Linked DNA regions of Homo sapiens: region 1 is linked to region 2. The links are chromatin contacts, found by Hi-C or POLR2A ChIA-PET in ENCODE. All regions are on one chromosome and are shown on one strand. Each heading gives the region's core, a stretch centred on a gene start or an enhancer-like site at or near the end of the contact. The rest is flanking DNA. Distances are from core to core; before and after follow the strand shown.

The links. A loop is a pair of places that touch in the nucleus more often than their neighbours do. ChIA-PET counts read pairs that join two places held with the same protein, here RNA polymerase II (POLR2A). Pooled maps may share reads with other maps.
Region 1: a loop to region 2 is called in a map of IMR-90, with 2.5 times the contacts of the local background. The contact joins two enhancer-like sites. A Hi-C loop is called at or near these places in 3 of 168 maps with a recorded cell type or tissue (GM12878, IMR-90 and heart left ventricle), 2 of 37 single-sample maps with no recorded cell type and 7 of 50 pooled maps. POLR2A ChIA-PET finds 5 or more read pairs at or near these places in 1 of 52 experiments (activated CD4-positive, alpha-beta T cell).

The regions. Positions count from the first base shown.
Region 1 is chr3:114,606,841-114,611,543 of GRCh38, forward strand. The region is part of intron 6 of ZBTB20 (zinc finger and BTB domain containing 20); the gene reads right to left. Among named protein-coding and RNA genes, the nearest start is that of MIR4796, 130 kb to the right of the region's middle. Within about 2 kb of position 1,636, at least 2 of the 41 ENCODE cell types and tissues checked have a DNase peak (open chromatin) inside an H3K27ac peak, as active enhancers do.
Region 2 is chr3:114,377,989-114,382,184 of GRCh38, forward strand. ZBTB20 (zinc finger and BTB domain containing 20) reads right to left here. Exons shown (of 12, transcript NM_001348800.3): 9 at 2,789-2,952; 10 at 2,229-2,416. The coding sequence starts at 2,799. The region is part of intron 7 of ZBTB20-AS1 (ZBTB20 antisense RNA 1); the gene reads left to right. Among named protein-coding and RNA genes, the nearest start is that of ZBTB20-AS1, 28 kb to the left of the region's middle. Within about 2 kb of position 2,288, at least 19 of the 41 ENCODE cell types and tissues checked have a DNase peak (open chromatin) inside an H3K27ac peak, as active enhancers do.

The sequences.
Region 1 (4,703 bases), core at 386-2,885, 230 kb after region 2:
ATCCCAGCATTTTAGGAGGTTGAGGCGGGTGGATCACTTGAGGTCAGGAGTTCGAGGCCAGCCTTGCTAACATGGTGAAACTCCGTCTTTACTAAAAAAATACAAAAATTAACTGGGCGTGGTGGTGGGCACCTGTAGTCCCAGCTACTTGGGAGGCTGAGGCAGGAGAATAGCTTGAACCCAGGAGGCACAGGTTGCAGTGAGCCGAGATCACGCCACTGCACTCCAGCCTCAGTGACACAGTGAGACTCAATCTCAAATAAATAAATAAATAAATAAATGAATAAATTCTTTTGCCCCAACATTTAGTTGAAGTTTATAATTCTCAATTTGCAATATGAGGTTATAATTCACAATATGCAATATGAGGTTATAATAATCTCAATATGCAATATGAGGTTATAATCATTTCTATGGATTTAAAAGTGTTAATAACTAGAAAAAGCATAAAACTGTTCATTCATTTTTTTTTTTTTTTTGAGACAGAGTTTTGCTCTTGTTGCCCAGGTTGGAGTGCAATGGCATGATCTCGGCTCACTGCAACCTCCGCCTCCTGGGTTCAAGCGATTCTCCTGCCTCAGGCTCCCAAATAGCTGGGATTACAGGCATGCACCCCCAACGCCGGGCTAATTTTGTATTTTTAGTAGAGACAGCGTTTCTCCATGTTTGTCAGGCTGGTCTCGAACTCCCGACCTCAGGTGATCCACCCGCCTCGGCCTCCCAAAGTGCTGGGATTACAGGTGTGAGCCATCACGCCCAGCCTCATTCTCTTACTCTTTTAATAAATCAGTATGTATCATGTGACAAACCTGTATCTGCCAATATGACAAACCCTTGTCAATAATTCTCCTGGAAGATGCTTCTGGCAACCCAGAACCAGAAAATAATTTTTCCAAAGAGTTGATTATCTTAGACTAAACTAATGACTCAAGTTGGTTTTACAAATAGGGAACACTCTGTAAATACTCATGGACATATCTAAACCTGAACATACATTCTCATGAAGCACAAAAATCATCATATATGGTTACAGTCCCCAAACAAGGCTGCAGAAGAATTTAACATTCGTAACAATGTACAGCTAGTATAATTACATTTTGTGCAACCTCGTAATTCTTTAACAGTACAACTGAAGTGATGAGAAGGTACATACTGATATAAGGTAACATAGCTCTGTGTTCTAGCCAAAACTAGAACTCAGGATCCATTATTTTTAATCTAGGAACTTTTATGTGATGACCATTTACTAGGAAGGGTTGGGAGTAAAAAGCATAAGGCAATTGATATAGAGAAACAAGGATGCTTTAAAAAAACAAAAACACCAGTCTAAAAGAAGACTATTCTTTACTCACTTGAAATGGCTCTGAATTCCTGGGAAGAGCATAGGAAGAAATGTAACTATAGGATCACTTTTATATGAGTAAATTAATAAATCATTTCCCCTATGTTCTCTAAGAAATCTTTTAGAACAATATTTCCCAAACTTCCCTAATCATACCAATTGACTAGTTTCTTGTTTCAGATCCAAATGCCAAGGCCCCTTCGTGAAAATTTCTTATTCTCTAGGTTTATGGTAGACTCAGGAATGTGCATATTTCAAGGGTGACCCTGATGATTCTTAGTTCAGGGATGTTTGGGAAACACTGTTCTGGAGAAAACTTTGTACAATAGCTAAACATTTCTTCATTCCTAATGAATCATCCCATTTTAATGTTTCTGTGGTGTGTCTTAAGCAGGTGCAGACTCTCATAGCAAACCATAAACTCCTATGTTCCTTTAAAATAGCTTAAGATACATTTACTCAGTTTTCAGGATTAGCAAAAAGTCAAATAGGGCTGTTAACTAGCCCATTCCCACAGAAGCACCAACCTGTAATTCCCAAGTATCAATTCTAATGTGTTCAAAAATAAAAGCATATGCTTAGTCATGTAACAGAGGGTTTCTTTTTTTACTTTTATTTCATTGTCTGTCAATCTGGTTGATCAGATTACTAATTTCTACTCTACTGGAAGTGATCTTTAGAAAAACAGGTCTGCCATGTTTGCATTACAGAGATATTAACAATAATAATGATTTTTAAAAAGTAAACCAAACATAAATAAACAGGAAAAGAAACCACCATATTTGAGTCCAGTCTTTGTCCTGCCTAGTGAAACATCTGTCTTATACCTTTTTGACAGGCAGAAATAAGACCTTTCACATCGCCTCATCTCTCTGATAAATCAGTCTATTTCCTTACAAATTTGGTCTGAGACAAAACTCTTCTGCTCTTCCACTTACCATTTAGAAAGGCACAGTCAGAAACACCATCTAAGATGAGCTCACTTCTGGGTGTCTTTCAGTTAGACTTCTATTAAATGGATAACAAGAAAACTAACCAAGAAACAAAAATATTCCTGTCACTTCTTTTGCAACAATTCCACAATCTTGAGGAAAATTGAATTTTGAAGAAAAGAATGGTCTATGCCATCTTACAAGCATGAGATGGAGGAGCAATGACTATAAAGAATATTCGTTAATTTTGGTTGTACTGTAGTTATATTACAAATTGCACAATTAATTCCCACTATCAAATTACACTGGTAAACAGGCCTAGATTAAAAACACAAGCCTGCTCTGCTTGTTTTGCTCTGTTATACACAAAGTAATCTTAAATTCAGTTTATTATCATTAGTATGGTTTCACTTTGGGGGAAAAAAACTCTTTTTCCTCATAAGGCATATTGCATATTGAGATGATGAAGACCAAAGTCAATGCTGTAGAGAGTTGTAGGGATATAACTGCTGCTAAAATAAGCACTTGGTTTAGTAGACTATTTCCCTTAGACGCTTGGAGCACAATAATTTTTTCCTGCTGGGAGACAATGTATATCCTGAATGGGGTAGGGCCTGAAAGACAGTGAAATACAGCCGGAAATACACCTGATGGCAGAATCCACCAGGATCAGACAGCATCAGGACAGCATTAAACACAGTGTTTGAAGATAGCAGAGGTATGTGGACTCTCAAGGAACACTGAAAGATTACAGATTGTAGGTGAGCATGGTTTTGAGAGTCTATCTCTGCTAGCCACAAGAAAATTAGCAGTCAACATTTGCAAGGTCTGTTTAATTATGTCAGTGACCAGAGCTAGCCTCCCAGGTTAAGTGAGAACGAGAACTAACAAGCTGCCCCTAGCCTCCTTCAGGACTTAAATGATAAAGCCATGGCAATCACAGCAGCAGCAGCAGCAGCAAAAGCAGCAACAGCAGCAGCTGAAGCAGCAACAGCAGCAGCAAGAACATGGTTTTGACCCGCAGTTCTTGCCCATCAAAGAGCTGTGCCCTGTCTGCTCCCACTGACAGGCAGATAAATACAGAGATCTGTTGGCAAGTACATATTTATGTGTATCTACAGTTCCCTCACACAGACTTACAGAGAATGCATAACAGCTTCTAGTGGTATAACAAATGCACCCACTAATGGGGTGAGACCCATTACTCACAAATGGGTGAAAAGAAGCATCAATATGCAGGTCTTAACCCCAGTTTGTGGGCAGAAACCTGTCATTCCATTGCAGGCCGATAGGTCTCCTATTCACACAGTCCTTGTTTAATTTTCCAAACACCCTTTCTCTAAATGGTGCTACTCTGAGCTGTGTAGTGCAGACAGACAGGTTTGACAAGCAGAGCTGTCAATTTCACATTTTTCATCCCAACTGCAGGGCAAAATTAGGCCTTGTACGTAACTGGGGTTGACTGGTTAGGAAGGCAGGAGAGGTTGGCATTTAAGAGGTATTTTCCACATTAGAAACTCAGAACTCAAGATAGAAAACTCAAAAAGGGTTGTCCCTATTCAACATCCATGAAATCAGGAGAGTCCAAAGATGTGTACTGGTGGTCTACTGTGGGGCATATACATTTTGCTGAAACGAGAAGATGAAGGGAAAAGTAAAGCTTGGTCCTATCTAGAAGGAGCTATGGGTAAGTAAGTAGTGAAAGACACTCACTCAAATACCATAATATAAAAATGGGGCACTTGCCGTAAGAGAGGAACATAGCAACGTGTACACACAATTCTTGGTTAACCAAGAAGTTGAATATATAAGTAATATATTAGTCAAATTTTTATCCTTCAAAAAATTTTGGAATTGTCCAAAGAAAGGCCAACAGGATACATGCTAGGCAATGATGGGTGGATTAGGCATACAACGAAAGCAAGTTAACCAGCGCTGTTTCTAACAACCAAGTCCCAGAATATCCTTGGGATCTCTGGGACTATCTCAAGCATATAACATGAGTCTGGGATGGTTTTGAAATCTCTGCTAGCATATGCTCTGCCCTGAGGTTTCTTTTTGGTGCTGATTTGGTTGAACTGAAGAAGGAAGGGAGAACACATAGAAGAAGAGTTCTCTCTATTTTCAGGCGGCAGTCCTATCTATACCGGTGGTACAGTTAAGAACCTAGAATGAATGCTCCTCCAGAATCCCCTGTGCAGATCGACACTCTATGGTATATGAGATCTCACAGAGTCTTGCATATCAGAAACTCACAAACGGGAACACAGAAGAGTCTGTGTGTCCCTGAGTTTATGCTCAAGCTGTCAAACATCAAGAGTAATTTATGTTGTTCAGGAACATACTATAACAAAGCTCTCACAGGTTGGAGGCTTCAGTGAGCCTGAGGGCTCACTTCCCAACCTGGACTTACCCCATAAGGAGCAACG
Region 2 (4,196 bases), core at 1,038-3,537:
ACTATTTTTAAATGCCCCAAATCTGTTAGTTCTAAATAGGAACTGAATATTTTACCTTAAAGAAATTAGGCTTTTAAATTAATCTATGGTAAGAATGACATTTGAAAGTAAAAAAAAAAAAATCCTCTTGAATGCAAGAAGAGCATCCAAAAATTTTAACAGCTTAAAATAAACCTTTTTCCTGTCTTCTCTCAAGCAATCTCCAAATGGACAGATTTCTGTGAATCTTTCCTAAAAACAATTTTCTTCTAAGTGTAGGCTCAAATCAGGACAAACTACAATCCAAATATATTTGGAGAAAAGTATAATCAATTTAAACAACAGGTTGGAACAGAGAAGACTTACACATCTTAATGGCAAAATCAAAGTGACTGTCTAAAAACAGCTGGAGATCAGGTTTCTCCTCCTGGTTTGTTTTTCCAACTGAGCTCACATCCACTGGCTTCCCCAGGGCCACCAAGGAGATGTATGGTGACACCATACTCACGCTGTTCCTGAAACTTACTTCATGCCAATGCTAAGGCCTGGCCAGAGGATGCTTATGATAAAGCACAATAAGTGAAGCCCAATGCTTTTTCTATTCACAAAACATTCATTTTTGCTGTAACAGAAGATTTCTAGCCTAAGGCAATTCTATGTAATCCATACCCATAAGGTGTGGCAGAAAGCTGGGTAATGAAGACCTGCATGTAGAAACTCCAGGCCCTTCACCACAGGAACGGGCTATTTTCCTGGTGGGAAGGGACAGTGTGCACATGCCTATGGGCACTGTGCCACTCTACTTTCCAATTCTTTCTGTCATTACTATTACACTGAAGATTGCCAGGCAAGAAGGTCCAAGGATGTGACTATTAGGACGGTCCTCAGAACACAGTCCCTGCTTCTGCCCCCTGGTTTCTCTATAGAAGCCTCAACTTCGACTGTTCAAATCACATAGGCCACAGAGATTTGTCTCACGTTACTTCCCTTTTCATTTTCTAGTGACGGCTAGAATATGGTCTTAGCCCAACCTTAAATAGAACAAGCTCTCTTCACCCCAATCCTGCCGCCAGCTCATTTCCCTCTCTTTAGAGACTATCATGATGAAGCAAGTAGAGAATGGAATCTCCTGGACCATTGTCTCTTGCCTTCTTTGCAGAATTTTACATTTGTTCTGTCAGAAAAATAACAATAAAAGATTTAGAATCTCATTTCCTAATAATTTTTGTCTTTGTGGACAAAATTTTATTTTTGAAATAAAACTTTGCAGGTCTTATGTTACTCATTTTAAAGAAGAATATGCCAGTTATTTGCATGTTACCAGACATCCTTTATGGAGATCAGTTCAGAAGAGTTGTTGGGTATGTTAAGACTAAAAGGAATATTCTTTTGGATTCGACTCCAAAGTTATTTCATTCCTTTCCATTGTCAACACACATGTTTCTTTTTCTCTGAAGTATTGGGTTACATTTCAGAAAAAGAAAAAAATCTCCTAAACGTGATTTATCAACTTGCTTAAAATAGAATTAGAAGAAGTGACTCCCAGATTAGTGGGAAGATGGCAAAAATAAACAGCAAAGAAGTGATTTCAATAGCGACGATCTCATTAAGCTGCCCATTTCCAAATTTAGCCCTTAGGCAGTTTTTTTAATTAAAAAATATTTTTAACCTGGATTCTCATTGGCTGTGTGAAGTCTGGGTGGCTTCTGAATTCTTGGAAGCCATTCTCTTTTCTTCTGTAAATTTATGCTATCCTTTAACCACTTCAAAATAAATTAAAAACTGGAAAGACAGAAATTCAGCCAAGCTACATGAGACTCCAATAACTAATGCAAATCTGACTTGTGTTATGTAATTTCAAAATGGATGTTTCCTTGTGTCTAACTGGCCTTCTGAGGTCCACATTTGGTTGTTCAATTTAGTAATTGTGGAAGTGCCATTATCCAGATCAAGAATAAATGGATACCAGCAACAAAACTTCATTTTCTGGGTTAGTGTTATGAAAAGAACGTGTTTTATGTAATTAATCAGCCCTTTAAGGCCAAATGGCATGTCACCTGGCTTTTAAATACACTCTAGCTTTGCAAACTTATAGATATTGGCTGAATGAAAATGGTGGCACATTACTTTTGGCTGCTTTAGAAGACCAAATGCAAAGAGCTCGCTCTGAAAGTAGAAAAGCCAGAACCCAGGGTAGAAGCACTACTCCAAGCACTGCAAAGACACCATCACCTTAGTGGTGTACTCACAATCAGATGACCCGGTGTGAGCGTGAGAGTTTGTCAGTGAATGTGTTGAGTGGATGAGGGCTGGGTCTGGAGACAAAACAGCTTCAAAGTTCAGGCAGGGAAGGCCCGGCTTGGCGCTGGATCCACCCGGCTGAGTAATCTCATTCTCCTCAGATGCCTTCTGGTTTTCAGCTGTCTTGGGTTTCTTCCTGAAAATAAACAAAGGGCCCTTTGAAGGAACTGACTGCATATTTGGGAAAAGGCATTTTTAGAATCTGTTAAAGATAACTTGATTTTTTTTTTCTGAAGGGGGATGGGAGGGAGTCCAGTATGTCCCTTGTTTTAAAACAAGCTGATTCTTGTTTTTTTTCCCTCCAGTAATGGCCTAACTGGGAACACATGAAAGCATATGGGCCAAGCAAACAGCACCACATTTGGACTCTGTTGGCTGCATAAAAAGACCCTGTCCCAGAACTTTAGACAGCTTGAGCTACGTATGGCTGACATTATCCAAGAAAGCATCCCTCTTCCCCCCTTAGGAGTTTTAACATGGTCTGGAAAAATACTAGTGGAAGTTTTACCGTTCTAGCATTTGTCAGGAAGCTTAGAGACAGGACTCGTGGAGTAATGGGAGGAGCACTGGACTGGGAGTCAGGAGACTTGAGCTACCGTACTAGCTGTGCCTCTAACTTGCTGTGTGGCCTTGGGCACCTCACTTCACCTCTCTGGGCTTCAGTTTCCTCATCTGTAAAATAAAGGGCTTGGATTAGAAGGCCTTAAAGGTTCCTTCCAACTTTAAATTTCTACTCATGGACTACATTAAGGAACATTCAACTTTCCTGCTCTTATTAAGATTTTATTTTAAATAAAATTTCAAATCACAATTTAAATTTGCAGCCTGTACGGATGAGGGGGTAGTGATGGGAGGTTTCTGTTAGAGTAGCAAGTGAAAAGTGAAAAGAAGAGCTTAGATTCTAGTAGCTAAAGAGGGAAGGTGTCATGCAGAGATTTTTCTACTCCAACTCTTTACTCATCCTACGCCTAAGATTTTTGATTTGGTGCATCGTCCTGGAGTTTAGGGTGTGATTGTGTGTTTGGGACATGAGGAAGAGAAGGGTGAAGGGAATTAGAAAGTAATTGTTACTAATTGTTATATGGGGTCAGGAATAGGAAGTAAAACAGCACAGCTATCAGTCAGCTCAGGTCTCCTCTCCCCAGGACAATGCAACTGATATGAAATTAACAAATACTTAGCTTATACTACACAGACCCTAGACCACAGCCAAACTGGTTTATTAGTAATAGTTCCTGAACATTTCTCCAATTCCCTTGGATTTGTGTCTTTTTCTATCATTATGTGGACATGACCAGAAAAAGCATTTATTTTATTTGTAGAAGACTATGTGTGGTACAGAATTTGTTGTAAGTAGATTTGTTTCCATGTTTCCCTTGTTTCTGTGAGCATGGTAATGTACTTGTTATGCAGAATATTTTGTATTTAAATTTGTTGTGCTGGGTAGTTAAATCTGCCCTCGCAGAATATGGTGTTATGATTAGTATGCTGTGTTTTCAGTCCAACAGGTTGTGAAATAAAATCTGTTTCTTCAGAGGGCAGGAGGCAGAGATGGCATGGCAAAGATTAGAATAGAGGTGAGGCTTTCAGACATCTTTTTCAGTATGGAGGAAGCCAATACAAGAGAAGCAACAAATTATAAGACCTTATCAATTGATTTTTGAATGGTGACTATGGGAGTAACCCCCAAATCTTGAGTGTCTACATGGACCCTGAAGGAGCTGGTATTCTGATTTTCAGTTTAAAGATGTAGCCAAGATCAAAGTTGCTAAAGCCCAACTCCTTTATTAAAACCAATGCTTTCTCTAAGGTCCATATCTCTATCACTGTTGTCTACCACCAGGTTGGAAACCTCAGGGTCACTATACACCTTCCTCTGCCTTAAAGCCAATTCATCAGTAAGTTCTTACAGTTCT